3 separate regions of the Homo sapiens genome follow, and all the other regions are linked to region 2. Evidence: chromatin loops called from intact Hi-C (ENCODE). Cell type or tissue: heart right ventricle. All regions are shown on one strand. Links, peaks and the distances in the headings refer to the core of each region. The heading gives the core; the rest is flanking DNA.

The links. Hi-C counts contacts between places; a loop is a spot of excess contacts. Peaks named below come from ENCODE experiments on the same cell type or tissue, not always from the same donor. Only the 100,000 strongest peaks of a DNase experiment are listed, where the experiment ranks them.
Region 1: a loop joins it to region 2, with 2.6 times the contacts of the local background. A loop is called at or near these places in 15 of 110 quality-filtered maps.
Region 3: it touches region 2 in a loop (2.8-fold over the local background); 7 of 110 quality-filtered maps call a loop at or near these places.

What each region holds. Positions count from the first base shown.
Region 1 is chr17:67,601,744-67,611,744 of GRCh38, reverse strand. All of the region lies in intron 5 of PITPNC1 (phosphatidylinositol transfer protein cytoplasmic 1), which reads right to left. Among named protein-coding and RNA genes, the nearest start is that of NOL11, 110 kb to the left of the region's middle. RefSeq lists an enhancer at 8,355-8,864. In heart right ventricle, for the core only: no CTCF peak of the experiment used is centred there; DNase peaks (open chromatin) are centred at 5,074 and 6,344; H3K4me3 peaks cover 587 bases; H3K27ac peaks cover 1,706 bases.
Region 2 is chr17:67,487,300-67,497,300 of GRCh38, reverse strand. The region is part of intron 1 of PITPNC1 (phosphatidylinositol transfer protein cytoplasmic 1); the gene reads right to left. Among named protein-coding and RNA genes, the nearest start is that of MIR548D2, 21 kb to the right of the region's middle. RefSeq lists enhancers at 7,789-8,028, 9,878-9,967. In heart right ventricle, for the core only: no CTCF peak of the experiment used is centred there; DNase peaks (open chromatin) are centred at 6,050 and 6,620; H3K4me3 peaks cover 1,478 bases; H3K27ac peaks cover 2,249 bases.
Region 3 is chr17:67,540,964-67,550,964 of GRCh38, reverse strand. The region is part of intron 2 of PITPNC1 (phosphatidylinositol transfer protein cytoplasmic 1); the gene reads right to left. Among named protein-coding and RNA genes, the nearest start is that of MIR548D2, 74 kb to the right of the region's middle. In heart right ventricle, for the core only: a CTCF peak has its summit at 4,280; a DNase peak (open chromatin) is centred at 4,264; H3K27ac peaks cover 2,014 bases.

The DNA of each region.
Region 1 (10,001 bases), core at 4,978-7,477, 110 kb before region 2:
CAGCACTTTGGAAGGCTGAGGTGGGTGGAACACCTGAGGTCGGGGGTTCAAGACCAGCCTGATCAACATGGAGAAACCCCGTCTCTACTAAAAATACAAAATTAGCTGGGTGTGGTGGTGGCACATGCCTGTAATCCCAGCTACTCGGGAGGCTGAGGCAGGAGAATTGCTTGAACCCAGGAGGCGGAGGTTGCGGTGAGCTGAGGTCACGCCACTGCACTCCAGCCTGGGCAACCAGGGCAACAAGAACAAAACTCCGTCTCAAACAACAACAAAACAACAACAAAACCATTCATCTATTGATCTGAGGAATCCAGAGTAAATTTCCTGGTTATATTGGTTTGGATAGCTGTCTGGACACAGAAGATGAAATCAACTTGACAGGTAATAGCAAAAGTCATTCATTTTGGTGAATTCTGCAAATCCAGACTAGTAGCATCCCAAGGATTCTAATAAAAGGATGGTCATTGCTGAAGTACCATTCAGTGCCCCAGTACTACAGGCACATGTGGCCTTACAGTCATGGGGAATAAGCTATACAATATATCTCATTCATCTATGCATCCCTCAGACCTTCTTCTAGTATCTCATACATTAATAGAAGCTTAACACTCAAAGTTTTAATTTTTATTTTTTGCTGTTGTTGAACTGAACTGTTAGACTGAACACCAGGTATGTTGAATTTTAACATTACCATTTATTTCCTAGTAGTTTACTCATTTTGTTTGCCAGCAGATGACATCTTGTTAGCCAACAAGTAGCAGCAGATGTCAAAGTTTAGAAAATAATATTTTTTTCTTTTCTTTTTCTTTTTTTTTTTTTTTTGAGACAGAGTCTCACCCTGTCGCCAGGCTGGAGTGCAGTGGCGCAATCTCGGCTCACTGCAACCTCCGCCCCTCGGGTTCAAACGATTCTCCTGCCTCAGCCTCCCGAGTAGCTGGGACTACAGGCGCATGCCCCAGTGCCCAGCTAATTTTTGTATTTTTGGTAGAGATAGGGTTTCACCATGTTGGCCAGGATGGTCTCAATCTCTTGACCTTGTGATCTGCCCACCTCGGCCTCCCAAAGTGCTGTGATTACAGGCGTGAGCCACCACGCCCGGCTAATGTTTGTATTTTTAGTAGAGACAGGGTCTTGCCATGTTGACCAGGCTGGTCTTTAACTCCTGACCTCAAGGTGATCTGCTGGCTTCAGCCTCCCAAAATGCTGATGTGTGCCGGCACCACGCCTGGCCCAAAGTTTAGAAAAGAATTTGTAAGAGAAAAAAGTAAAAATCAGATGAAGCCCATTTACTAAGTTTATTTATTTATGCAAATTAGGAAAAACAATTTCCAATGTAATTTTCGGAGCGGAATCCCTTGAATCAGAGATTATTTTGAGAATCTTGCCTCAGTGCCAAGGACCACAGAGCCTGAGGGGCAGCTTAAGTTCCTTGCACAGAACAGGCCCTTCCAGCAGGTTCTAGATAGTGCCTCCGGTGCTTTCATGCGCACACAACACCTGGGAAATCTTGCTTGCTTAGATTCAGGTTCCGATTCAGTGGGTCTAGGGTGGGGCCTGAGATCCTAACAAGCTCCCAGGTAATGCTGGCACTTAACACTCTCGTATCCTGACCTGATATTTTGGGCATATTATGTTTGAGGCAGGGAGCATGGAATAGCGGAACGACAGAGGAAAGTAGTGGCCGGGCGACAGAAGGTCTTGGGTGCCAGTCACTGTGAAAATGATCAGATTTGAAGTCTACGTGGATTCCCTGGGCAGATAGCTCTGTGGGAGATATGGGTTTAGTGTGAGATTGCTCTAGAAAAGAAATAAACACCTTAACTAGGGCCATGGTAGCCGGAATGGAGAAGTAGGATGGATGTAATATTTAAGAGGTAAAACCATCCAAATGGAATGCCCAAGCTTGGGTACAAAAAGCAAACCTGGATCCAAGGGATGTGGCTTTTTTTTTTTTTGGAATTGGATCTAACCAGATCCAATTCTGCTGTGAATGACCCCGTGAGGGCTTCATCAACAGTTTGCCGGACTCAGAGCACAGGATAGAAAGAGTCCACTGTCGCCTCTGCTTTGGGATTCTTCCTGCTCTCTCTTGGGGTGACTTTTCAGCACAGGCAGCTGTCCTTTTTTCTCCAGTGCTTAGAAGAACATGACTGGCTGGGTGCGGTGGTTCACGCCTATAAACCCAGGACTTTGGGAGTCTGAGGTGGGCGGATTACCTGAGGTCATGAGTTCGAGACCAGCCTGGCCAACATGGTGAAATCCCGTCTCTATTAAGAATACAAAAGTTAGCCGGGCATGGTGGCGCATGCCTGTAATCCCAGCTACTTGGGAGGCTGAGGCAGGAGAATCACTTGAACCCGGGAGGCAGAGGTTGCAGTAAGCCGAGATTGCGCCATTGCACCCGGCCTGGGCAACAAGAGTGAGACTCTGTCTCAAAAAAAAAAAAAAAAAAAGGAAGAAGAAGAAGAACATGACCAACTCTCCCACCAGGCCTCCGACACCAGCTCTGTGATGAACACAGCTTGGGAAACCAGGGGAGGCTAAAGTCTTCTCAAAGGCCAGAAAATAAAATACAGGGAAGGCTGTGCACAGTGGCTCATGCCTGTGTTCCCAGCACTTCGGGAGGCTGAGGCAGGAGGATAGTTTGAGCCCAAGAGTTCGAGACCAGCCTGGGCAACATAGGAAGACCCTGTCTCTACAAAAAATAAAAATAAATAAATAAATAAATAAAATCACAGGGAAGCCATGCATGTTGGGGAAAGGATATTCTGAAAGTCCACAATGACTCAGTATTGCTAATACAGAATTCCTGCCAAAGATGCACAGTCTGAATCTAATCATGAGAACACAATGGGGAAAACCCAGCAACAAGGACATGCACAAAACCAGCCAGTGTTCTGCAAAATGTCAGTGTCACGAGAGACAAAGAAAAGCTGAGAAACAGGCCGGGCGTGATGGTTCATGCCTCCCAACGCTTTGGGAGGCTGAGAAAGGCACATCACTTGAGCCCAGGAGTTTGAGACCAGCCTGGGCAACATAGCAAGACTTCATTTCTACAAAAAAAAAAAAAAAAAACTAGAAAAACTAGACAGGTGTGACGGTGCATGCCTGTAGTCCCAGCTGCTCGGGAGGCTGAGGTGGGAGGATTGCTGGAGCTCAAGAGGTGGAGGTTGCAGTGAGCTCAGATCGCACCATTGCACTCCAGACTGGGCAACAGGAGTGAAACTCTGTCTCAAAAAAAAAAAAAAAAGCTGAGAAACAGCTCCAGATTAAAGAGGAGACTAAAGAAAGTGACAATTAAATGCAATGTGTGAGCCTCTACTGGAACATGAATCATGAATGTTTATTTATTTACTGATTTAACTTTTAAGAGATAGAATCTCACTATGTTGCTCAGGTTGGACTTGAACACATGGGCTCAGGCCATTCTCCTGCCTCAGCCTCCTGAGTAGCTAGGCAAGTTAGGAAGTGGTTTTTTTTTTTTGTTTTTTTTTGTTTTTTTTTTTTAATTGACATTTAGTAATTTCTTAAAGTTTTTATTTGCTATTGAAAAAACATTTTGCGATAATCGGCAAGATGTAAATATGCCTCTCTATCAGATAATAGTATTGTATCAATGTTAAGCTTCCAGAACCTAAGCACTGCACGATGGTTACGTAAGGGAAAGCCCTTGTTCTTAGGGCGCAATGAAGTATTCAAGGGTAAAGGGTCAGGCCGGGGCCGGTGGCTCATGCCTGTAATCCCAGCAATTTGGGAGGCCGAGGTGGGTGAATCGCCTGAGGTCAAGAGTTTGAGACTAGCCTGGCCAACAGGGTGAAACCCCATCTCTACTAAAAATACAAAAATTTAGCTGGGCATGGTGGCGGGCGCCTATAATCCCAGGTACTCGGGAAGCTGAGGCAGGAGAATCGCTTGAACCCGGGAGGCAGAGGTTGCAGTGAGCCGAGGTCACAGCATTGCACTCCAGCCTGAGCAACAAGAGTGAAACTCCATCTCAAAAAAAAAAAAAAGAAAGAAAAAAAAGTTAAGGAGTCATGATGTCTGTATATGACTCTCAAAGGGTTCTGGGGGGTTGGGGGAAATGATGTAAATATGTATGGAGAGGAAGAGACAAAGCAAATGGAGAAAAATGTTAACAATTGGTGAATCCAGAATCACTGCACTCTTCTTACAAACTTCTCTGTAGGTTTGAAATTTTCCAAATAAGAAGTGTAAAAGAAGGCTACAAAAAATCTTGTGCTGGTTTGGAGCAAGCAGCAAGATTGAGCACGTCACTTAGCCTCTGAGAGTTGCTTACAACAGAGCACCCCCTGTCCATCTGCAGCGGTCAAGCTATGGGCAGTCAGCACTGCATGGCCTGGATGGGAGAGCCCAAGGGGGGCAGTCCCGAAGCTCACCTGGAAAATGCCACCTTTGCTCTGCTGCATCCTATAACTCCTGGGGCTGGCATCCTTTCCTGAAAGCTGAGATTTCAGAAGGCTGCAGCTTAAAGGGAGGAGGTAGTCAGAAAAGCACCATCTTGCACAAAGTCAAACTGGGTGCTGGAACGACGCTCTGCCAGTAGGGAGACTTCCAACCACTGCATGTCTCTTCCTACAGCAGCGCAGGGCAAAAAGATAGCAACCCAAAGTTGTGCTCACATGGTCTTTCCTCTAACTCCAAGTGGAAAATATGAACCTTACTGATTATTACTTTCCCCGTGCTGGAGGTCACACGCTCCATTCTGCACATGGGCCAGCCAAGGACAGGAGAGCGGAGCAGGTTGGAAGGGTTATTGCAGAGACCATTTTAAGGTCAAGCGACTGCCAGGTTTTCAGACAGGCAGTGGTTTGTTTCTGTACTTATCTGGATAACCAAGGAGAACAATCTCAGGGAGGGTGGCTAAACAGGAATTCTTTTGCACCTTTCCACCTCTTTTTATTTCTTTCTCTCTCCCTTTTTATTATTATTTTTTAATAAAAAGGGAAGAAGAAAAAAAAAAACCCTCTTCTGGCCCTGAGCCTAAAATCTCTTACTTGTGATGCTAATCTTTCCTCGCTGGCTTCACGCCACTGCTATTGGCTCTATGCCTGTTTAATATCGTGGTTGCTGATAGCAGGTTGTGGCTGTGTTTCCATTATAAAGTTCGGCTTTAAATAGGTTTCTGAGATGGAGACACAGCCTTACAGGCAAAGGGTCCTCACTTTACGCCTCGTCATCCAAGTGTGGGCCAGGGGTCTCAGGCCTGCATCTGCAAACGTCTCCGACTTAGCCGAATTTAAACGTGCTCTTTGGAGCTCTTTGGAAAAGCTGGTTTTCAGTGCGAAACTTCACTCTCTAAGAACATTGTCCCATCTCTTTGAAGGCAGTTGAATTTGGGTCTGGGTAAAAAAAGGGTCCCTTGTCTTAATAATAACAACAAAAACCATACATACTGCATTGGGTATTTGAGGAAAAGATGCTTTTCCCCAAGGTTTGATAAAGAAAATACTTCTGTCTTTTCCCTCTTGTCTCTCATTTCTTTCAGTCCCATTTTTCATGACTTATGTAAGACATATTTACATGCTGAAGACTTTTTTTCAACCAAACTACGAAATAATTCCCTCGCTTATCACCCACTGTTCCATCAATTCAGTCAGCCAGTTGAGGGCAGAAAGCTTCCATCTCTGAGGCTTCCTACAGAGGTCCATTCTGGCCCCAGGATCTGCTTCTGAGCAGCTGAGGTGGAGTGTGGAGAGAGAAAGACACACAATCAAAAGACCCCAGATCTCAGTTTTGTCAGCTATTCATTGTGTGGCCTTGGGCAGTGTATTAAAAACATCTCTCAACCACAGTTCCCTCATCTGCAAACTGAGCATTGAACTTATGTGCTGTTATGAATATTAACTGAGATAATACTCAGTACGATGCTCTCTTAACTAGAAGTGTTAGGTATTATTCTTTGGTGCTGGGACTTAAAAGGAGCTCCACAAGTGTTTACTGGCTTCACTTGATGTCCTGATAACGGCGCAGGTGGCTGGTTTCTGTCTGGCACTGGAAGAGTTTTCCGAACTGGTTCTAAGAGCATCTTCCTGTCCATTACTTATTATTTTATTGTCCATTATGATTCCCAGGAACAGCCCACAACGGATAAAAGGACTTACTGTACTCTTTTTACTTACAACTAACATAATTTAGAAGGTTGACAGAAAAACACGAGCCACTAATGCAATTTCCCCCAGCTAAAATCTTCATTAAGGAAAGGTCGGGAGGTTTTCAGGATGAAGATGCAAAACCGGGGAAATTCACGATAAGCCCCGGGAGGACTCGCCACAGGCCGGAGCAAGCTCTGTTCCCAGGCTGGACAGCGGCTGCCAGCTGGCAGGCGGCGTGAGTCCAAGGTCTTGCAGACCATGGAAAATCCGTAAACGGTTCAGGACAAAGACTTGCAGAGCTGTCTCCTTCTCCATGCAGGGAGCTATGCTGAGAAGTTTTGGCTGTGGGTATTTTGAGATGTCCTTTGGCACTTGATCTCAGCTGAGGAAGGCACATAGGGACTATGAGATAGGAAAAATAAATTATTCAGACATAGGGCTCTAGGAATAGAGCTCTCGGTTCAGCTTTGCTCCTGCCAAGGAGCCCCTGGGTTTATCATTAGCCTTGTTTTATTTTATTTTATTGTTTTGTTTTATTTTATTTTATTTTGAGACAGAATCTCACCCTGTTGCCCTGGCTGGAGTGCAATGGCGCGATTTCGGCTCACTGCAACCTCTGCTTCCCGGTTTCAAACGATTCTCCTGCCTCAGCCTCCTGAGTAACTGGGACTACAGGCGCATCCCAACGCACCCAGCTAATTTTTTATTTTTAGTAGAGATGGGGCTTCATGATGTTGGCCAGGCTGGTCTCAAACTCCTGGCCTCAGGTGATCCGTCCGCCTCAGCCTCCCAAAGTGCTGGGATTACAGATGTGAGCCATGCCCAGTCATATTTTAATTTTTTTTGGAGAGGGAGTCTCACTCTGTTGTCCAGGCTGGAGTGCAGTGGCAAGTTCTCAGCACACTGCAACCTCCGCCTCCTGGGTTCAAGTGATTCTTGTGCCTCAGCTTCCCAAGTAGCTGGGACTACAGGTACATGCTTTCACGCCTGGCTAATTTTTGTATTTTCAGTAAAAATGGGGTTTCACCATGTTGGCAAGGCTGGTCTCGAACTCCTGACCTCAAGCTATCCACCCGCCTGGGCCTCCCAAAGTGTTGGGATTACAGGCGTGAGTGACCGTGCCTGGCCTAGGACTGTTTTATTTTTAACTTATTTCTTTTGCTTTTGGGTCTTTGAGGCCAATCTCTCTGGTGTTCCTACGCAGATCCTCTTTCTCTGAGAATCTGCTTTCATAAGAAACAACCCCTCCTTCATATGTCACCAGCATCCTGCTATTAGCCTACCAGCCTCCCCTTCTAATCCAGGGGAAGCTGACTTGACCCAGAATTGAGGCAACCCAGCTCTGCCTTCCATCCATGTCTGAAGATGTGTAAAAACTAGACACATGGCTGGAAAGCCATTTTCCCTCACTATTCCAGTTGATAAACACCCATTATATGGCATTACATCTGAGAAAATTCCTAGTAATAAAAGTTTTTGAAAAAAATCAGGTAAGGGATGTTATTACCACGATAATTCCTTTCAGAATATTTGCCTCCCTGTAAAACTTGGAAGGAGAAAAATATTCCTTTGACAATGCTTCTTTAAGATGGGAGTGACTTATTTCCCTTTCCTCACTGTGAAAATTTAAACTTTCAACCAGACTTTAGAGCAGCTGACTCCATGTACAGTTTTTTTTTTTTTTTTAAATCTATGAGACAGAGTCTCGTTCTGTTGCCCAGGTTGGAGCAGTGGCACCATCTTGGATCTTGGCTTACTGCAGCCTCTGCCTCCCTGGTTCAAGTGATTCTCCTGCCTCAGCCTCCCAAGCAGCTGGGATTACAAGCATGCACCACCAAGCCCAGCTAATTTTTGTATTTTTAGTAGAGACAGGGTTTCACCTTGTTGGCCAGGCTGGTCTCAAACTCCTGACCTCAAATGATTCGTCCGCCTCAGCCTCCCAAAGTGTTGGGATTACAGGTGTGAGCCACCGCGCCTGGCTCTACCTACAGTCTTATTTCATTTTTAGAGCCAAAGACAGCAGATTAGTTACATGAGAGCACGTGCTCCAAGGCTAAACTAACCTAGAATTGAGTCCTAGATCTGACACTTGCTAGCTGTGAGGCTGTGCAGACCGCTGGCTCTCACTAAGCCTCAGTGTCAGTTGTAAAATGGGGATATTAATATCTGTGAAGATTTCATGAGACTGTGGCTATCTAAAGACAGGTTGGCAAGATGCTGGGCTCATGTAAATATTCCTGCCAATATCCGTCTGACCATCACCATTATTATGAGTCAATATCCACATGGCTGCCATCATGATTACTTCTTACTCTTGAAGATGTTACTTCCTAGCCGGGGCCTGCTAGTCTAATCTATACCCTCTTTGCCTTGCTTTTGATGAGAAAAGGGGCACAGGCGAGCCTGCTTGCTCCAGCTGTACTTTGCAAAAAGGCCATTAGATGGGGCCCTGCCATAATCACTCAAGTCAGCAAGTGGCTCTGACTTTGAAACCTGGGGAAAAGGTGTGAGAAGACAATTGAATCCTGTGAGTACTGCTCAGATTGATCAAATGAACCCACTGGCTCTGGTGTAAGAGGTGACCCAGGGGCCTGGTGTGGTAGCTCATGCTTGTAATCCCAGCACTACGGGAGGGTGAGGCAAGAGGATCACTTGAGCCCAGGAGTTGGAGACCAGCCTGGGAAACATGGCAAAACCCCATCTCTACAAAAAAAAAATATCAAAATTAGCTGGGCATGGTGGTATGCACCTGTAGTTCCAGCTACTTGGGAGACTGAGGTAGGAGGATCACCTGAGTCCAGGAGGTCGAGGTTGCAGTGAACCAAGGTTGTACCACTGCACTCTAACCTGGGCGACAGAGCAAGATCCATCCCCCCAACCACCAAAAAAAAATTCCCAAGGTTAGTGGTCACTTGTAGAATGAGTGGCACTTTTCCAGGGCCCTCCTCCTCCAGGCCCCTGCTTTCTAGCCACACGCCTCATTGGTGATTGATGATGACTGCTGTTATTTACAGACCACCTGACCCCTGGCTTCATGAACTCTCTGGACCATGCCCAGGATTCCACTTTACCCTACTTTATATCCACATCTTTATGATTTCAGTGTCCACATGGGCAGCCCATCAACACTATAGGCCCAGCCTCCTCATTCCTTTTCCTTTCCTTCTCCTCCAACGACCTTCACCTCCATTCCACCTCTAACCACTTCCCTTCAAGCTCCACTGGGGTCTTGAATCTCCTGGAATTATTCCACTTCTGAAATCTGAAAGCTCTAGTTACTTTTGCTCCAACCCCAACCTGTATTCTCTTACTCTCACTCCCAGGACACTTTCTCCTTGACCTCACCAAGCTCTCCAATTCCCAAGAGTCTTCACTGGACTCCAAAGCTCATTTTGACCTTCACTTGCTCAATTTTTCCATACTTTGCTGAACCTACCCTGAAGACAAATCCTGAATCAATTCAACCATTTCCTGTGCTCCTACACGCAGGCTGCAAAGCACAGCTGGGAAAACGCCACAATTATGTAGGCTGATGGTACCACTCATTCAACATTTCCCAAATCACCACACTGCCAAGACTTTCAAGCAATCCTTTGACGCTTCTCATCCATTTCCCATAAAGGTTATCTTTGACCTTTATTACCCTCCTTCAGCCCCCTCTTTCCTGACCCCTTCCTTTACAGGAGATGACCTTTCTTCCCATATTACTGGAAACTAGAGACCTTCTGCGTGTGCTCGTCACTCTCTGCCCCTTCTCCCCCTCCTTGCCTGCCCTGCTTTTCCTTCTATTTCAGAGGTTCACGAAGACCATTCACTTTCTGGCTTCCCGGGGGCAGGCTCTTCCTCTTATTTTCTTTCCCTCCTTTTTCTTTTTGAGACAGGGTC
Region 2 (10,001 bases), core at 4,721-7,220:
TTGCAGTGAGCCACGATTGCGCCATTGCACTCCAGCCTGGGCGACTGAATGAGACGCCGTCTCAAAAAAAAAAAAAAGGAGGTTTATAATAATATGTCTTGTGTGACTACTTATGTAAAAACAAAAAACATAGATAAGTTTTATTCTCATGTTAATTATTTTTAACGTCAGGCTCTTACTGTGTTGCCCAGGCTGGAGTGCAGTGGCTATTCACCGGAACAGTCATAGCTAAAAACAGCCTTGAACTCCTGGGTTCAAACGATCCTCCCACCTCAGCCTCCCGAGTAGCTGGGACCACAGGCACACACCACCATGCCTGGTTTTCTCACATTTATAAATGCACAGTATAGGGTCCAAAAGGATAAAACAGCACTTTTTTTTTTTTTTAAACTATGGTAAGCTCTGCAGAGAAGGGCAGAATTGGGAGGGCGGAAAGAAGGCTTCTCGCTCTAAATATATTTGGAATATTTATGTATTACATTTGAATTTTTAAAACCTACTTTTCCATTTTTGAAATTACGACCCTCAACCTTCTCATTTCTATTCTAAGTAGAAATAATTCTGCTAACCTTCTGTGATCACACTAGTTCTTTTCAATCACCATGTATGAGTCTGGGGTTGAAAATCACTGAAGCGCTCCCACAGAGTGAACCCATTATTTCCAGGATTAATCATACCTCCTGCTCTCAGGAGGGTTAAACCAGAGTGAACAGTGAGTGCTTTCCATATTTCTCAAGAGTGGAACTGTGATAATTCCATAGTAAACACGGGGAGGCTGGGACTCAAGACTGGGGTCATTGTCGTCACCGGTGCACTCAACACAGCACAGGTTTTACTAAGACGAGCAATAACCTTTAGATGACTCAACTCAAAGGGAGCCACGCATGGGCCTCAAATGCCTCTTGGAACTAGTTAAAAAGCTGCATATTGGATAATGTAGTTAGAAGACTAAAACTATTTTTCATGTAATTTACATGGGGGAATAACCGCATACAAGAACTTGTAGTTAAAGTAAAGAGTAGGAGGAAATGAAGAACGATAACAGGGAAAGGGGAGTGTTTCCATCACGGAAGCATTCGTTAGAGGGATGATATTTTAAAAACTTGTTCTTTTTTCCCATCTTAAGTTGTGCTCCCCAGCATTTTTTCCTCTAAGGTCAAGTACTATGCTTGGTAGTATTCCAAAAGCACTCTCTATAATTCCAACAACATTTTCTCCTCAGAATTCAATTCCCAGCATCACCAAAAACTCCTTTGTATTTTGGAATTTCCAAAATTATAAGCATAAAGAGTCAAAAATAAATAAAAAATGGTCAAATACAGATGAACTTTCCTACATCCAATGGCATTTCTACCTTTTAAATGCCAATTAATGGATTAACGTCTTTGGCTTAAAAAACAAAACCCTCTCTATTCATGTCAGCGTGACAACATCATAGAGTTAGCTAAACGTCCTCTTCCCTTAAGGTGCTTTATATGTTATGACCATAGCTGTATTGGTCAGGACTGGCCAGTTAATGCTTGGTAACAAAGAACCTCAACATCTCCACAGCTCATGGAATACTATACAGCCACAAAAAGGAATTGAGATCACGTCCTTTGCAAGAACATGGATGGAGCTGTAGGCCATTATCCTTAGCAAACTAATGCAGGAACAGAAAACCAAATACTGCATATTCTCACTTACAAGTGGGAGCTAAATGATGAGAACACACGGACACAAAGAGGGGAACAACAGACATTGGGGGCCTGCTTGATGGTGGAGAGTGGGAGGAAGGAGAGGATCAGAAAACGTATCTACTGGCTACTAGGCCTAGTAAGTGGGTGATGAAATAATCTGTACAACAAACCCCCATGACATGAGTTTACCTGTATAACAAACCTGCACATGTACCCCTGAACCTAAAATAAAAGTTTTTTTAAAAAAGATCTCCGTGGCTCAGAGGCCGGGCGCGGTGGCTCATGCCTGTAATCCCAACGCTTTGGGAGGCTGAGGCGGACGGATCATGAGGTAAGGAGATCTAGACCATCCTGGCTAACATGATGAAACCCCATCTCTACTAAAAAATACAAAAAAATTAGCCGGGCCTGGTGGCGAGCGCCTGTAGCCCCAGCTACTCGGGAGGCTGAGGCAGGAGAATGGCGTGAACCCGGGAGGCGGAGCTTGCAGTGAGCCGAGATAGCGCCACTGCACTCCAGCCTGGGCGACAGAGCCAGACTCCGTCTCAAAAAAAAAAAAAAAAAAAAAACAAAAAAAAAAACAACTCCATGGCTCAATATTGCCAAAGTTTACTTCTACTTGTTGTTGTTGCTGTTTTTTTTTGCCAGTTTGAGACGAGGTCTCCCCGTCACCCAGGCTGAAGTTCAGTGACACAGTCACAGCTCACTGCAGCCTTGACCCCCTGGGCTCAAATGATCCTCCTGCCTCAGCTTCCCTGAGTAGCTGGGACCACGGGCATGCAGCACCACGTCCGACTAATTTTTGTATTTTTTGTAGAGATGGTGTTTTGCCATGTTGCCCAGGCTGGTCTTGAACTCCTGGACTCAAGCAATCTGCTCACCTCAGCCTCCCAAATTCCTGGGGATTACAGGCGTGAGCCACTGCACCCAGCCTACTTCTTGCTTCTGCAAGTCAATGGCAGCACCCTGGTCCTTTTGGCACTCTGGGACCTGTACTATCAGAGCAGTCACCATCTCCGAATGTGCTGGCCACCACCAGCAAGCAAAACCACTGGGGATTTAGTTCATTGATAAATCTATAAAAGTTATATCTGAATATCTGTTGCCATTGAAAGAGGTTACAGGGCTGGGCACGGTGGCTCATGCCTGTAATCCCAGCACTTTGGGAGGCCGAGGCGGGTGGATCACGAGGACAGGAGTTCAAGACCAGCCTGGCCAAGATGGTGAAACCCTGTCTCTATTAAAAAAACAAAAATTAGCCAGACGTGGTAGCAGGTGCCTGGAATCACAGGTACTCGGGAGGCTGAGGCAGAGAATTGCTTGAACCCAGGAGGTAGAGGTTGCAGTGAGTCAAGATTGCGCCACTGCACTCCAGTCTGAGTAACAGAGCAAGACTACGTCTCAAAAAGAAAGAAAGAAAGAAAGAAAGAAAGAAAAAGAAAGAAAGAAAGAAAGAAAGAGGTTACACATATTGTTAGTGGAAAAAAGCAACCGATAAGAAACATGTACCATAAGATCTCATTTTAGTACCATATGTATCGTATAATAAGCTCCCACTGGAAGGTCAGCTCCGCAAGGACAGGGGATGGTTTGTCTGTTTTATTCATGCTCTATCCCTGGGGACTGGCACATGGCAGGCATTCAATACATACTCGTTGACTGCAGAAATAAAATGTTTGTATGGGAAGAAAGGTTTGTATATGAAATGTATATATGCAAATATATTCAACAGTGGTTAACTGTGGGTGTCAGGTTTGTGGTTATTTTCTGGTGGACCTGAATTTTTCTCATTCTGCAAGGAAGACAAATTGCTTTTGTATTGGGAAAAAGAAGGCTTATCAGTCATAATGATAGCTAGGTTGCTACCATCCCACCCATCTCACGTCTGGAGGGAAAACAGTCCTCTGAGGTACCATCACCACACTTTCCTCCCCTTTCCAGTATTTCCAAGGTCAAAGCCACCCTCCCCCATTTCCAGAAAGATCTTGGGGCATCAGGCAAATCCAAAGCAGCACATCTTCTTTAGACAGCTGGGGACCCTGGGTTTTAATCTAGTCTTATCCGCTGTACCAGCACTATTTCCACTCACTTATCAAAGCAGAATATTTAGAAATGCTGCATATCATTTGGTTGCATCCTAAGTTATGGAGCATAGAGCTTAAAAGCTGGAAAGGAGAATTAAAACTGGAGCTCCTAAAAGACTGCAAATTTATTTCTGAGTCTCGAGATGGAGGATACGACAGCTGTGCTATTCATCACTCCAGCGATGGGTTAAGAATATTTAAAATTCACAGTCAGTAGCCCAGCCTCTCCGATTCCCAGAAACTGGTGTGCTTTCACGCCTGCCCAGCCCTGTAATGGGCTCTTCTGAGACATGGAATATTCCTGATTGTGATCTAAGGAAGGAACTTGCTCCAAGAAAACCCTGCGTTCAACATTTGGACCTTATAAAATAGCCACATTAAAGAGTGGTTACTGAATCTACCATTGGATTCTCCATTTCACACAGAGATTCCAAATCGGATGGGGTGTTTAAAAAATTAATAGGAAAACTGGCAATAGCTACTGAAGCTGAACACACAGATAGCCTATGACCCAACAATTCAGCTCCTGAGAATGTAACTCACAAAAGCGCCCACGTATATTCATCAGAAAGGAACGAAACAGAATTTGTAACAGCACTCTTTGTCGTAGCCCCAAACTCAAATGCCCCCAACAGGAGAAGAGTAAATAAATCGTGGTATATTCACACCGTGGAACACTACAACTAAGCAGCAGTGAGAATCATCAAACACACAACAGGATAAACACATCTCACAAAGCGTGGAGGGGAAGAAATCTGACACAGAAGACGATGCACCGTAAGATTCCATTTATTATGTTCAAATGGCATAAAACCTATCCCCGGCGTTAGAAATCAGGACAGTAGCTGTCCTGGGGCGGTGTGAAAACAGAAACTAGGCTTGAGGGGGAGTTTCCAGGGTTTTGGAAACATTCTGCTTCTTCATCTAGGTGTGATGATTTTATTAGTTTCCTTATCAAATCACCACAAACTTGGTGGCTTCACACAACAGAGTTTACTGGCTCACAGTTCTGGATGCCAGAAAAAAGAAATCAAGGTGTCAGCAGGGCCAGGCTCCCTCCAAAGGCACGAGGGGACCACCCGTTTGTTGCCTCTTTTGGTTTCTGGTGGCTCAGCTGTTCCTTGCAGCTCCAGTGCTCTAATCCCTGCCTCCTGCTTCATATGTTTCCTTCCTGTGTGTCTGTGTCTTCTCCTCTTCTGTCTCTTGTAAGGACACTTGTCATTGGATTTAGGGTCCACTTAGGTAATCCAGAATGATCTCATCTCAAGATCCTTGATTGAATTATGTCTGCAAAGGTCTCCTTCCAAATAAGATCATATTCACAGGCTCTGGGGGATATTTAAGGGGCCACCCTTCAACTTGCTACAGTTACTTGGGTGTCAGATTTTACCCAGGGATGCATGCATGAACTTTTCTGACTGTATGTCTTATATCCATAAGGATTTTTTTTAAGGAGTTAGTTTACAACTTCTCAGAAATATACTTGTTATTCACCATAAGGCATCTTGCACATCTTTTTTTTTTTAAAAAAAAAAGAAAAAAAAAGGAAGACCGCTCGTGATTGCTGGCATTTCACTGGCACAATGCCAGCACAGTTTTTGGCTTCTCCCAACACCCCACCTCATTTCTGATCTTACTAAAATGTGCAGAAACCTCACAGCAACTTACACTTTTGGGGTTTTTGGTTTTTGGTTTTGTCGTTGTTTTGAGGCAGGGTCTCACTCTGTCACCCAGGCTGGAGGCAGTAGTGTGATCACAGCTCACCGCAGCCTTGAATTCCTGGGCTCAGGCCATCTTCCCACCTCAACCTCCCAAGTAGCTAGGACTACAGGCATGCCATGCCCAGGTAATTTTATCTTTTTGCAGAAACGGAGTCTTACTATGTTGCTGGAGCTGGTCTTAGACTCCTGGCCTCAAGTGACCCTCCCACCTGGGCGTATGTTTTTATTATCTGATTTCCCACCACTAACCAAAGTGGTGAGATCCTTTAACAAATTACAAGCCAGAGACCATCAGCGTGCGTGTGCTCTGTGCCACATCAGCTCAGAAAACCAGGCTATAATTTTAGACAGATGTTCATGAACTTGGGGATTCCTGGTGGGCAGACTTGATGCCTCCAACCCTGGACAGCAGGGAAGCAGCAGTGCCCTGCACCCAGATGACCCAGAAAGCATTTCTTAATGAACGGCCCGGCATTGTGACTCATGCTGGCTCCCACATCTGGCAGATCTGGGTTACATCACGCACGGTCCTCAGTGTCCTGCGGGTTCCTGGGAACGCGCTGCCCAGAGTCAAGTGCACCAGCTGCAGTGGCCGGCTGCGTTCACACGCCTCTCTGCGTCATCCTGATGGCCACACACTATGGGGCTGGCTCCGGCTCCGGGCTCCAGAGGCTGAGCCGACTGTGAGGAGGTCACCTCCCTCTCACTTTCCCATGGGCTTAAGAAGAAGTCACCATGGAAGTAAACCCTGGTGCCCAGGGCAGGACTGCATTCTTTGTTTCTCTACACTAATAGACCCTGGCATCACAATTCCACTGTATTAGCTGTGCTAATCTAGAGAGGAAAACAAAACAAAACAAAACCTCAGCCATTCACATTCCTTGAATAGAATCAGAGGAGGAGAGAAGTAAGTATAAAGTTTGAAAGAATCCCGAGAAGAAATGTTGATATAAACAGCTCTTGGCATCAGGTGGATGGTGTCAGGGAAGTTACTATTTTCGTGGGGACAGAGGCGCTGACGTTCAGCTCCATTGGACCCAGAGTCCTGTGCTATGTTCTCTCGTGACTGACAAAGCCCCCAACTCATTTCTCCCTGGGGACGACATTCCTGCTTTCTTATTCATTACGGATCCTTTGAGATTTTTATTTCGTATCCTTTTATTTACTGATCAGAGCTGCCCTGAAGGCTTCTTCTGGGACACCAGAAACTCCCAGCAGTCCCCTGCCTGCGGGGAGGCTCTTCATCCCAAAGCTCATTATTGTTAGAACAGGATGGGTTCACACCCGGGGGCTCTCTCTCCAAGCCTCCTCACTCCCCATCAATTCCACCTGTTCATTCAGAGTCGTGGTATGTCAGAGCTAGAGGGGACATTTTTAAAAAAATCATTAATTTCATTCTTTTATCTGGTTTGCCAATCTATGCCCTAATTTTAAAGCCAAGATTTAAAAAAAAACAAAACAAAAAACAAAAAACCAACAACAACAAACTGAGATCCTGCCAAGTTAAATAATTCATTATCCCTGGTTAGATAATAACACACACACACACACAAGTATGACCCAGGTCTCCTCATTCTTAGCTCCAAAGTTACATAATGCATCCTCATTCCTCATTCTTAGCTCCAAAGTTACATAATGCATCCTCGTTAATTAAAACACACACACACACACACACACACACACACACACACACACACACACACAGAAAAGCCTGTTTCCAAATCTTTAAACCTTGGGCTGAGATGTACAAATCTGAAGATATGCTCCAAAGAAATAACCTGGCTGGGTGTGGTGGCTCACGCCTGCAATCCCAGCATTTTGGGAGACCGAGGGGGATGGATCACTTGAGGTTCGAGACCAGCCTGGCCAACATGGTGAAACCCCGTCTCTACTAAAAATACAAAAATTAGCCGGGCGTGGTGGTGCACACCTGTAATACCAGCTACTCGGGAGGCTAAGGTGGGAGGATTGCTAGAACCTGGCAGGAAGAGGTTTCAGTGAGCCAAGATCCTATCACTGCACTCTAGCCTGGGACAGAGCGAGACTCCATCTCAAATTAAAAAAGAAAAAGAAAAAAGAAATAACCAAAAAGACAACAGACAGCATGAAAGGGATTGAGAAAAGGTTCGGGTTCAGTAATTCACTTGGGTGCTACAGAACCCTGGCTGCATATTAGACTCGCCTGGAAGCTTTCAAAAGTCCCCATGCTGAGGCCAGGACTCAAACCAATGAAATCAGAATCTCTAGAGGCGGGATCAGAGGCGGGGTCTGGACATCAATAAGCCACAAGGTGAATCCCGTGAGCAGCTAACATGAAACATCATTGATTTACCAGACTTGAGGCCACCATAACTGTATAGTGACCACAATCTTTGTCATCCAAGGAAGAAAAGGAGAAGGAAGGAGTCATTTATAGCCCATGATCTTTAGTTCATTCTGAGATCCTCTCTGTGCTTTTGGGGGTTCATCAGATGTAGGGTCAAACTGAGAAGGTCTACACTGGTGATCTCACCCTGGAACAGGGCCACTCTTCCATACCACATCTGTGAGGACAGAGGCCTATGGGCTGTACCTGGAGGCAAAAGGAGACGGAGCAAACAATCCAGCCCAGTAAGTACTCCTAGGGTGGCTCTCCCAAGTTCTCAAGATACTTTTCTTTTTTAAAAAAGGAGTCTGTTACCGTATGACCCATCAATTCCAATTCTGGGAAAGTACCCCAAAGAACAGAAAGCAGAGGCTCAAACAGGTATTTGTATAACTGTGTTCATGGCAGTACTATTCACAATAGTCAAAAGGTGGAAACAACCCATGTCCATCCACGGAGGGATGGATGGATGAACAAAACATGGTATATCCGTACAATGGAATATTATTCACTCCTGAAAAGGAAGGAAATTCTGATACACACTACCACACAGATGCACCTTGAGGATATTACGCTAAGAGAAATAAGCCAGATAGATACACAAGGACAAATACAGTGTGATTCTACTTATGTGAGTACCTAGAGTAGTCAAACTCAGGGACAGAAAGTGGCTCTGAAATTCAGAGACGGGCGGCTGCCAGGGGCTGCCAGGAGGGGAACAGGCAGTTACCACTGAACAGGCACAGAGTTTCAAGATGCAGAGTTCTGCAGATGGATAGTGGTGATACTGGTACAACGATAGGAATGCACTTAATAACACAGAACTGTACATTTAAAAATGGTTAAGATGGTAAATTTTGTTACATGTCTTATCTCCATTTGGAAAAGTGAACAAAAAAAGAGCCCACATGTGGCCCTTCCTTCGTTCGCTCAGGCATTGATGAAGGTGACTGAGGACAGAATTTCAAAGGTTAATGTGTCATCTGTAAAACACAGCACACACCAGGCCCCTGGACTCTGTTCTGCAGGATTGACTGACTCCAAGAGTTACAGAGCCTTGTAACTCCCCCGGGGCACAGGGAGGGCCGTCTGGCAGGCCTCTGGGTTCACATTATATAACAACCGGGCTGCCAGCTTCCAAGCAACACGAGGTGAATTCCGAAGCGCTCCACGCCTAGGATGAGCCAAGTGTTGATTAATTCCCAAATAACTTTATCGTGGGGACTTTTTCTGATTCCCAAATGCAGTGATGCCGCTTATTTGTCAGTTGAGAAATCTGTATTTTTCTGCGATGGGTTGACTCAATGTATTTTTAAAGAGGGACTTACCTTTCATCTTTTCTTTCCTTTTTGCTTAGTATTCTAGGGGCAAAGAAAAACTTCAGCAAGGAGAAAATCCCGCCAGCAACAGCTCTTTTGAGCTGCTCGGTAATCCAAACCTTTCAAGTAAGCTTTCTCCTTTACTGACACCTCTGTGACAGACAGAAAAGAAAAAATCGTAGCTTCTCTCTGATCAGTGGTCCTAACCCTTTTCTTCAATCAGCAGTCCGTGATGATCCTATACAGGGTATAAGATGCGAAGACATCTCCTGGGAGAAATTACTTAGGCCCTGGAGGCTGATCCCAAACCCCAAGTGTGTGAACTCTGGCCGTGCATCTAAATAAACACATCCTGCTCCCCCACCCTCAGACCAGTGGCCCCCAGAACAGCGCTTACACTTGGCCTAGAAAGCCTGTCCTGATGATTCACCATGAAGCCCAAAGTTTGGCAGCCGGAAAAACTTAAACTTTCCCCCTTTCTTAGAGTTTACAAATTAACAGTCCCTGAGAAGTCAATCATTCAACAGAAGTTGGATTAAACACCTTTCACTTGGGCATCCTCCTGAGCTCAGATGGATACAGAGAAACACTCGCTTGTTTCTTCGAGGTAAAATTTTGCAAAATAAATTTCTGTAAATCTGAGCAATAACAAAAAGGAGGCTGGGTGTGGTGGCTCATGCCTGTAATCCCAGCACTTTGGGAGGCCGAGGTGGGTGGATCGTTTGAGGCCAGGAGTTCGAGATCAGCCTGGTCAACATGGTGAAGCCCCACCTCTACTAAAAATACAAAAATTACCCTGGTGTGGTGGTGAGTGCCTATAATCCCAGCTAATC
Region 3 (10,001 bases), core at 2,884-5,383, 56 kb before region 2:
CTCAGCCTCCTGAGTAGCTGGGACTACAGGCGCCAGCCACCACGCCCGGCTAATTTTTTGTATTTTTAGTAGAGACGGGGTTTCACCGTATTAGCCAGGATGGTCTCGATCTCCTGACCTCATGATCCACCCGCCTCGGCCTCCAAAAGTGCTGGGATTACAGGTGTGAGCGACTGCGCCCGGCCCATGATTTCATTTTTATTCCAGCCCGATAACCAAGTGTTTCTGTCCTTCCAGAGGCTACCATTTGCTACTTTTCTACTCTGGGGCCTATAGCTAAGTGTCTGGGCCACTCATGCCTAGCAGTCGATCGGATCCAGGAAGACGACGTATACTCTCAGCAACTTAGCTACATGTTGGAAATAAGAAACATCAAGAAGCGGTTTTGAATTCCAAGCTGATAGAACCAGGAGGCTGGAAGGGACATGGAGCTAACAGAACCCCAAGTCTCAAACCCCTCTTGGATGCGAAATCTAAATGACAATCAGAGCCCGTAAAATACTGCGTACCTTGCCTGTCTTTTCCAGTTGTTTCTCTTATTTCTGACAGTAACCAGGCCTGGCTTTTGAAAACACAAAGATGGACTCTCAGTGGCTGGCCGGACCTAACCCATAGCTCTGCGCTGTTAATCAGGGTTAAAACAAATAGGAAAGCAAAGTTCCCCGGAAGTGGAGTGAGTGTCAGATGAAGGCCCCTGCTCTTAGGCGGGCTCTGAGGAGTCAGCAGAAGCAGTTTGATCATTCACATAACAATCCTTCTTGCTGCTCTGATGCAGAATTTTTCACTCCTATAAAATCCTCTCTGCAGTAACTGCTCATTTCCCTTACGTTCACGCTGCTCAAAAGGATGGGGTTTTTATAGCTTTCGCTGATGATGTATTCCATCCATCACCGAAGTTGGAGTGCAACTCAGGTGACGCTGACAGTGGGAAAATTACACTGGCTCGCGTGCAGGAAATGGTCATGAGCAAAACTTCCCCTGGTTCCTTCCTGTTTGCCCCCACACCCTAGCGCAATATGCCAATGGTAGTGTGGGAAGATGTGGATTCTGGTTGCAGGCAGGTGATTTTCTTGTGCTTTTAATGGACTGACTCAGGGTTGGAGAATCTCCCTCACGTAAGCCAGGCATTGTTTAGCTTAGACAAAGCGCATATGTCTCCCTACGGTATTAAAGCCCCTTCTCCACTGTCCTCTTGTGGGCAGGGGTTCCATCTACATTGCACCCCTCCTCAAATTCACTCCAATCCTCATGCATAGTAGTAGTCCGGGGCCCAAGTACCTCCTCGCCCCGTAATTCATTTCCTATAGCAATTTAAAAGCCTCCCAGCAGAACTATACTCCTGAGCCACAGTCATTTTCTGGAAGGGAGGTGAAAATTATTGGCAATTTTCCATCCAAGTCGAGACTTTTTCTATTTGTAAATGGTCCCTCAGGACCCCAGATTCTAGAATCTATTTTAGCTGTTTCAGCCACCAACTTATATAGGATATGCAGCACGATAATCAATGACCTTTTCCATTGAGATGGCCTAAAAAACCACGATCATTTAGTCAAGATAGCTGATATTTTATGGAACTCTTCTTCCTTTTTTGGGAGACGTCTCGCTCTATCCCCACACGAGAGTGCAGTGGCGCAATCTTGGCTCACTGCAACCTCCGTCTCCTGGGTTCAAGCTATAGAGACAGGGTTTCGCCATGTTGACCAGGCTGGTCTTGAACTCCTGACCTCAGGTGATCCGCCCGCCTCGGCCTCCTAAAGTGCTGGGATTACTGGCATGAACCACCGCGCCCGGCCTGAACTCTTCTAATCAGTCTGGAAAGGAGGTTCCTTCTGGTATTTTCCAGGCCAGACGCGAGAGGTATTTGCAACAAGTTCCATGATGCGCTATTTAAATACTTTTAAGCCCACCAACAGATCTTCTCTCAGCCCCCGATTTCCTCACAGCACATCATTATTCCAATCATTTGTCTGAGAAAGTAAAATTTATTTTTCCCTGCAGCAATGATTTATCAGGGCCTGCAAAGGAAAATGGAATTAAATTAGTCCCCACTGTTGCTGTCACTTTCATGATGTATACTGTCACACAGCCTACAATTCCAAGAAAAAGTCTGTCACTCATGCTCACTCTAAGTGTCAAACAAGAGCCTCTCTATTAGAAAGGCAGCAAGTTTGAATCGAGTCTCCTTGGTCTATGGGCTAGGATCAAACCTCCAATGGCCCATCTCACCAGGGCTCAGGCTTTAGAGACATTGAGGAAAAAGAGGGGCAAAATGATACCACAAGCAGCATCATATTCCCCCAGATGCCTTGTCAATGCCTCCCAAAGACAGACTTTTCAAAAGCTTTGGTTTCTTACTCACTTTATTTATTTATTTGAGACAGAGGCTTGCTCTGTCGCCCAGGCTGGAGGGCAGTGGCACAATCTCGGCTCACTGCAACCTCCATCTCCCAGGTCCAAGCGATTCTCCAGCCTCAGCCTACCATGTAGCTGGGATTACAGGTGCATGCCACCACGCCAGGCTTATTTTTGTATTTTTAGTAGAGACAAAGTTTCACCATGTTGGCCAGGCTGGTCTCGAACTCTTGACCTCAAGTGATCCACCCGCCTTGGCCTCCCAAAGTGTTGGGATTACAGGCATGAGCTACCATGGCCAGCCCGGGTTCTTACTTTTAAACGTTGGTATAAAATAGAACATATCAATGACACAGCCAAGTGGACAACTCATCTGGTTTGCCTGGGACTTCCCTGGTTTTAACACTGAAAGTCCCACCTGCCAGAAAATCCCTCAGTTCCAGGCAAACTGGGATGGTTGGTCACCCTAGAACAGGAGTTCTCACTAGAGGGAGATTTTGCCTCCTGCAGGAGACACCTGGCAATGTCTGGACATTTTCGGTTGTCTCAACAGAGGCGAGGTGGGGTGGGCAGTGCTACTGGCATCTACTGAGCAGAGAGAGGCCCAGGGTGCGGCTCAGCCTCCTATGATGCACAGGATAGCCGCCCCCCACCACCACAGCAAATAAAGATCCAGCCCAAAGCATCAGCAGCAACAAGGTTTTGAACCCTGGCAGATCATCTCTCATGTCATAAATTCCCCAAGGTTCCCGAAATCACAACTGATTTAATAAGAAGGTTCAGGGGCAGGCATAATCTGAACTGGTCTCAGGTTATGGGTGTTTACCTACTTCATAAAGAGCTTCTGGAGCAGAACCTAAATCATCCCTCCATTAGAAGCTTCTGGTACTTTACGATCCCTATGATCACAAAATTCAAAACTCCCCCTGGTACCTGATCTCACATTGCAATGTATGCTCACTTGGGCTTTGGCTCCAGGAGGTTTTGAACATCATTAGGCCAAACGTGTCTAAATAGAGTCTAATTTCATTTTCTCAACAGGGGTCAGAATTACGGTGGTCTTAACTAGAAATTTTATTTTGTTCTTTTTCTCTTTTGAGACAGGGTCTCGCTCTGTTGCCCAGGCTGGAGTACAGTGGCATGATCGTATCTCACTGCAGCCTTGACTTCCTGGGCTTAAGTGATCCTCCTGCCTTGGCCTCCCTGGTAGTTGCGACTAAAGGCATGCACCACCACACCCAGCTAATTTTTAAATTTTCTGGTAGAGATGGGGTCTCACTATGTTGCCCAGACTGGAATCAAACTCCTGGGCTCAAGCAATCCTCCCATCTCGGCCTCCTGAAATGCTGGGATTACAGGCATGAGCCAGTGCACCTGGCCTTTACCAGAACTTGAACATTCCCAGCAGAAAAGACAGTCCTGGAATTTTCTTCTCAACAGCGTACCTAAAACCTGCCATGTTCTGCACTGAGATTATGCTGAAATGACTGCAGCTCATTTTAAATAGAACTCTGCTACCTTCATATCCTCATTTCTCACAAGATAGTCCAGGAGGAATATACTGACCTTTTGTTTCCTTCTTGTACTAAAACTGGCAATTGACATCTGTTTGATTCATAATCAATTGCCCCCATCCAGTTCTATGTGCAGTGATTTCTGGGGTCTTAAAATATCTTCTCCAGCTGCTCTGATTCATTTAGTTACTCTTCTAAGTGATTGTTCTGGCTGGTCTTTTACTTGTGCTCTTAATGTAATTGTTTATATGGCAGTAGGGAAGTGAGCAGTTTCGGGACCAGAGTTATCAGCTGTGGGAGGCAAGGCTGCCGGGGCCTCCCCGGCAGGGACTGGCCAGAAACCAAGTTCCTTGAACTTGGACTCACGGGCCCCACCCCCGACCTCCCTGCTTAACAAGACAGTTTGTGTCAGGATTCTGGGAAAAGGAGCCTGCCTCCTGCAGGTTCCTGGAAGGCTCAGCTTGGACAGCATCAGGGTTATGTGGACAGTGTGCTGAGAAGCCCCTGGCAAGGCGACACAGGACACACCATCATCCATCAGCAGTGAGGCAGAACCCAGGTGGAAAGCCTCCTGGAAAACCTCTGAGATCCCAACCAGGCCTAAACATTCTGTTTCTATGAGTTCCTACAGGAGCACAGGGAAGAGGGGCCCGGTAGCATGAGAGTCCCTCACAAGTCCTTAAGTACTCAGATGGGGACAGAATAGGATAGCATGGACTGAAAGGTTGGAAGGAAGCACCCCATGTGCTCTATTATTTTCCATAACACTTATCACCTTCTAAATATATATATATATATATATACATATATAGTCTCCCTATATAAATAATATGTAATATACATAAGTATACAGACTATATAAAAGTATATATTCTAGACGATATACTGTTTTGTTTTTGTTTTTGTTTTTGTTTTTGTTTTTGAGATGGAGTCTCACTTTGTCACCCAGGCTGGAGTGCAGTGGCATGACCTCCACCTCCCAGGTTCAAGTGATTCTCCTGCCTCAGCCTCCCGAGTAGCTGGGACTACAGGCGCGGGACACCACTCCCGGTTAATTTTTTGTATTTTTCCTAGAGATGGCGTTTCATCATGTTAGCCAGGATGGTCTTGATCCACCCACCTCGGGCTCCCAAAGTGCTGGGATTATAGGGGTGAGCCACCGCACCTGGCCAATATACTGTTCTTTATTATGGCTATTGTGCACTGTCACTCCCGAGTGGAATGCAAGTCCCACCAGGGCAGGGATGTTTGCTCTGTTCACTATTGCAACCCCAGCACCTAGAACGGTGTGTGATGCCCAGCAGGTGTTTCTGTCTCTCCGTCTGTGTATGTGTGTGTATATATATATGTATAGACTATGTATACAGTCTAATATTCACATAGTCAAGTAACTTGACCAGCTATTACTAGATAAGGAGCCATCTTTCAAACATAGCATGGGCAGCAGCTTATATATTTTGGTAAAAAAATAAAAATAAATGAATAAATGGATAGAGAGACCCATATTTTATGTTATTTATTTTGAGACAGAGTCTTGCTCTGTCACCCAGGCTGGAATGCAGTGATGCAATCTCAGCTCGCTGCAACCTCCACCTCCTGGGTTCAAGCAATTCTCATGCCTCAGCCTCCAGAGTAGCTGGGACTACAGGCATGCCACCACACCTGGTTAATTTTTGTATTTTTAGTAGAGCTAGGGTTTCACCTTGTTGGCCAGGCTGGTCTCAAACGCCTGACCTCAAGTGATCTGCCTGCTTGGCCTCCCAAAGTGCTGGGAGACCCATATTTTAGAAGCAGGGTCTCACTTTGTCACCCAGGCTGGAGTGCAGCGGTGCCATCATAGCTCACTGCAACCCTGAACCCTTGGGCTCAAGCAGTCCTCCTGCCTCAGCCTCCTGAGTAGCTAGGACTACAAGAGTGTGCTACCACGCCTGCCTATATCTTAAAGTTTTTGTAGAGACAGAGTCCCACTATGTTGCCCAGGCTTGTCTCGAACTCCTGGCCTCAAGGGATCCTCCTGCCTCAGCCTCCCAAAGTGCTGGGATTACAGGCGTGAACCACCACACCCGGCCTCAATAAGTATTTTTTTAATGACTAAATATTGTCTTTGTATATCTAGAAGTTAACAATCACCATAGAGATTCTTGGAAAAATAGCATGAAAATGAGCTATTTGGTCAGAGTCTATGTCTCTGATGCTGTCTCTATTGCCTGTTGCCCGGGCAGTGGAATATCCCAAAGCCACACAAGTTCTGGGCACTGAGCTTATTTTGGGGAAGATCTGGGAGAACAGGAAGCAGAAATGGGAAAGAGAGACCCAAGCCATGACCACAAGGTTCTATCAACAAGCTGTTAGGTAAAAGGACCAGCTGGTAGCTTTGCAAGCCCATCAGTTAAAAAAGAGTTCATGACTTATGAAAGCTTTATCCTCTCCTACCCAAAGCCATCAGAGGCCAGGAGACATTGCCGTGGAAGGCAAGGGCCATGTAGCGGGAAAAATGTTCTCTCCCTGAAAATCAATTCAGGCATTAGGCGGAATCACCGTTAGAAGCTGGCAACCCTCCCTGACTGGCAGCTGCCAGCACAGCCTAATTAATCCAGCAGCCAGGGTGGTGAAGAACATGACACTTCATGGTTGAAAAACAAGCCTAAAAATAGCCTCCATCTTTTCTCCAGTGCCCCTCCACCCCCACCCCCATTCCCTCCCCTCCTGGGCTTCAGTGGGAAGGGATCCGAGAGATGCTAGCGACGAAGTGAAAAGAAAAGGTGACAAAAGAAAAGTCCACCTTCATATGTTTCTGGGTGACAGGTTTTATTTAGAATCACTATTCTAGAATTTGATTAGTATCATGCCCCCATTCCTTGGATGCCAGTTGTAACCAGGATTTTTGAAGACGTGTCAAGGCATACTACTTACTTGGTTAACTGAACTGGATCAAAAGCCCAAGCACACGCCGGGTGTGGTGGCTCATGCCTGTAATCCCAGCACTTTGGGAGGCCAAGGTGGGCGGATCACCTGAGGTCAGGAGTTCGAGACCAGCCTGGCCAACATGGCAAAACCCCGTCTCTACTAAAAACACAAAAATTAGCCCGGCGTGGTAGCAGGTGTCTATAATCCCAGCTACTCAGGAGGCTGAGGCGGGAGAATCGCTTGAACCTGGGAGGCGGAGGTTGCAGTGAGCCAAGATTACAGCACCGCACTCCTGCCTGGGTGACAGAGCGAGATTCCCTCTTAATTACCCAATGTATTATTGTATTAGTACTAATGTAAATGTACTAATGCATTAGTACTCATATACCAAATATATTAGGCAACCATCATAATGTACTATATATCAACAGTATGTCAGATGCTGTAGGAGGGGGCCAGAAGATGAAGCAACCCCACAATCTCTGGGAAATGAGAGGCATGTATTAAAAGGATAAATGGCATTTTCAACGGACATTGGACCCAATTAAAAAATTGGCAAAGGAATAGACATTTCTCCAAAGAAGATATACAAATGGCCAATGAACACATGAAGAGACGGTCAACATTAGTCACTAGAGAAAAGCAAATGAAAACTACAGCGAGATACCACTTCACACCCACTAGGATGGCTATCATCAAAAAGACAACAATAGCAAGCGTCAGTGATTATGTGGAGAAATTGGAGCCCTATTGCATTCCTGGTGGGAATATAAAACAGTGCAGCCACTTTGGAAAACGGTTTAGCAGTTCCTTTCTCCCATTCACTGGTAGCCCAGGGCTTGGTCTGGGAACCCAATGGGACACTTGTGTTTGGGATTTTGGAACAAGTGGTGGAAAGAAAAACAGGACAATTCAGATCTACTCAGGGCAGCTGCGGTGCTGATGGCTGCAGGCAGCAGAGGTAGGGGGTGATGAGGGCAGAATGACGCCATCTGGCTCTACTTAAAGATGGCTGTCATCATGGGGCTGTTGATTTCTGCCCACTCTTAAGCCTCCAGATGATCCTGAGGGCTCCTAACATCTTTCCATGAAATGTCCTTTCTGCTCAAGAGACTCAGTTTCTCTTGCTGGCAACTGTGGACCTTAACTGCTAAAGCCTCACGCCTCCTTTTTGGCCTGTCTGCCACTCATCCCCCACAGACAACATAACCACCAGCCAAAGCACACCAGTGGTCGATAGATGGATGTTTACACTATCTTTGCTTAGTGATAATAATTATTGTGGACTCTAACTCCCCTTTGAGCAACTTTCTCATTTCCACATTAACTGGAGAGTAGGCTGTGATTACACAGGCTTTGAATATTTCCAGTGCCTCTAATAATTACTTTAGGTAATCAATAAGGCAGTTTCTGAATGTGGTTTGACTTCCCATACAGATTGATGTAAGGAAGAGAATCCACTCACTATGCCGGCTCATGCGTTCAGGTCCATAGGTCAATGATAATTGTCTGTGTACATTATTAAATGGGCACTGGGAACATCTTAGTTACGGCCGGTCCAACAATCAGGACCCACTGCCCTGTGGACTTATGAAAATGCCTTGGACCCTACCTTGATCAGGAGGCAAGAACCATGACCATGGCTTATTTCTTAAGGGATTCTCTCCAATGCCTGCACAATGTGTTGTACGTCGTACATTTCAGCAAATACTCGTTTAATGAATTATGACTCTGAAGCAGCCCAACCCACAAGGCAGTCACATGACTTATGCATGGAGGACTTGAGTCACCTTGAGGTGGCTCTACGTTGTGATGATTAAACAATGGATTTGGTTTTCTTTTATGATGATGGGGATTTATCTAATTAATTCATATTCTGTCAATTTTTTTCTTTCTCTCTTGCTAACTCATAATCTCCCTGGTTCCAAAATATGCATCCATACTCTACCAAATACGCCCAAGAACTTTTTAAAATTATGAAATGGTGGACCTGGTTTAGAATGGTGCAAGCATAACTAAAAATACTTCTTTTCTTGTGCCTCATTGGTTACATATGTATGCTGGAGGAGAATCAGGACAATCAATGACTGATAGATAGTTTGAGTGTAGAAAGTTAGGGTTGAAAAGGATCTTCCAGGCTGTCCAACTTAACCAGCCACCCAATATGTTCAACCGCCTATTAGATATTTGAATCTGCTTCAGGACACCCTGATGAACAGGGTCTCACTCTTGCTGAAACACCTCCAGCAATAGCAAAATCCACTATAAGGCATTCTGAGATGGTTTGTGTGCTTGGAAATTTCTTCCTTAACCTGAGCCGAAGTCTTTCTCCTGGCATTCCTACCCACTGGTCTTGGTCCCATTGGTCCTGCTAAGTGAGGTCTTGTGGCATACACAGTTCTGAGTCTTCTCCATCTAATGGCACCATGATACACTCAAGTCTAGCTTTTCCGGGTTAAATATCCTTGGTTTCTTCAGTCATTCTTTCTATCACTTGAGTTTCTAGATATAGTTTGTCTATATCCATTTTAAAGTGTGCCATTTAGGAACAGATAAAAATATTCCAAGTATGTTCTGACTAGTGGAAAATTGGGCAAGATTATCAAGTACATGGTTTTAGATATTTTACGTTACTTTTATTGATTCAGTTGAAGAATAATTTTTGCAGCTGTATAATCTATTACACACACACTAAATTATTGTGTGTGTGTGTGTGTGTGTGTATGTATAATTGCTTCATATTGAATTGTCAACTAAACCCACTGTATTTCTTTCAAACAGGCCATTGCAAAGTTATCAGTGTTTCATCCCATACTTATATAATTTGTATTTTGGGATCCAAAGATAAGACCATATACTTGCCCCTATTTAATTTCATCTTGATAGAAAATGGCCTGTAATTCCAAACTACTGAAGTTTTTCTGGATCCTCACTCAGTCTTTTATTTTATTTATTTTTATTTTTATTATTATTTTTTGAGATGGAGTCTGACTCCGTCACCCGGGCTGGAGTGCAGTGGTGCAGTCTTGGCTCTCTGCAACATCTGCCTCCCAGGCTCAAGTGATTTTCACGGCTCAGCCTCCCGAGTAGCTGGGATTACAGGCGTCTGACACCGCTCCTGGCGAATTTTTGCATTTTTAGCAGGCAGGGTTTCACCATGTTGGCCAGGCTGGTCTCGAACTCCTGACCTCAAGTGATCCATCTGCCTCAGCCTCCCAAAGTGCTCGA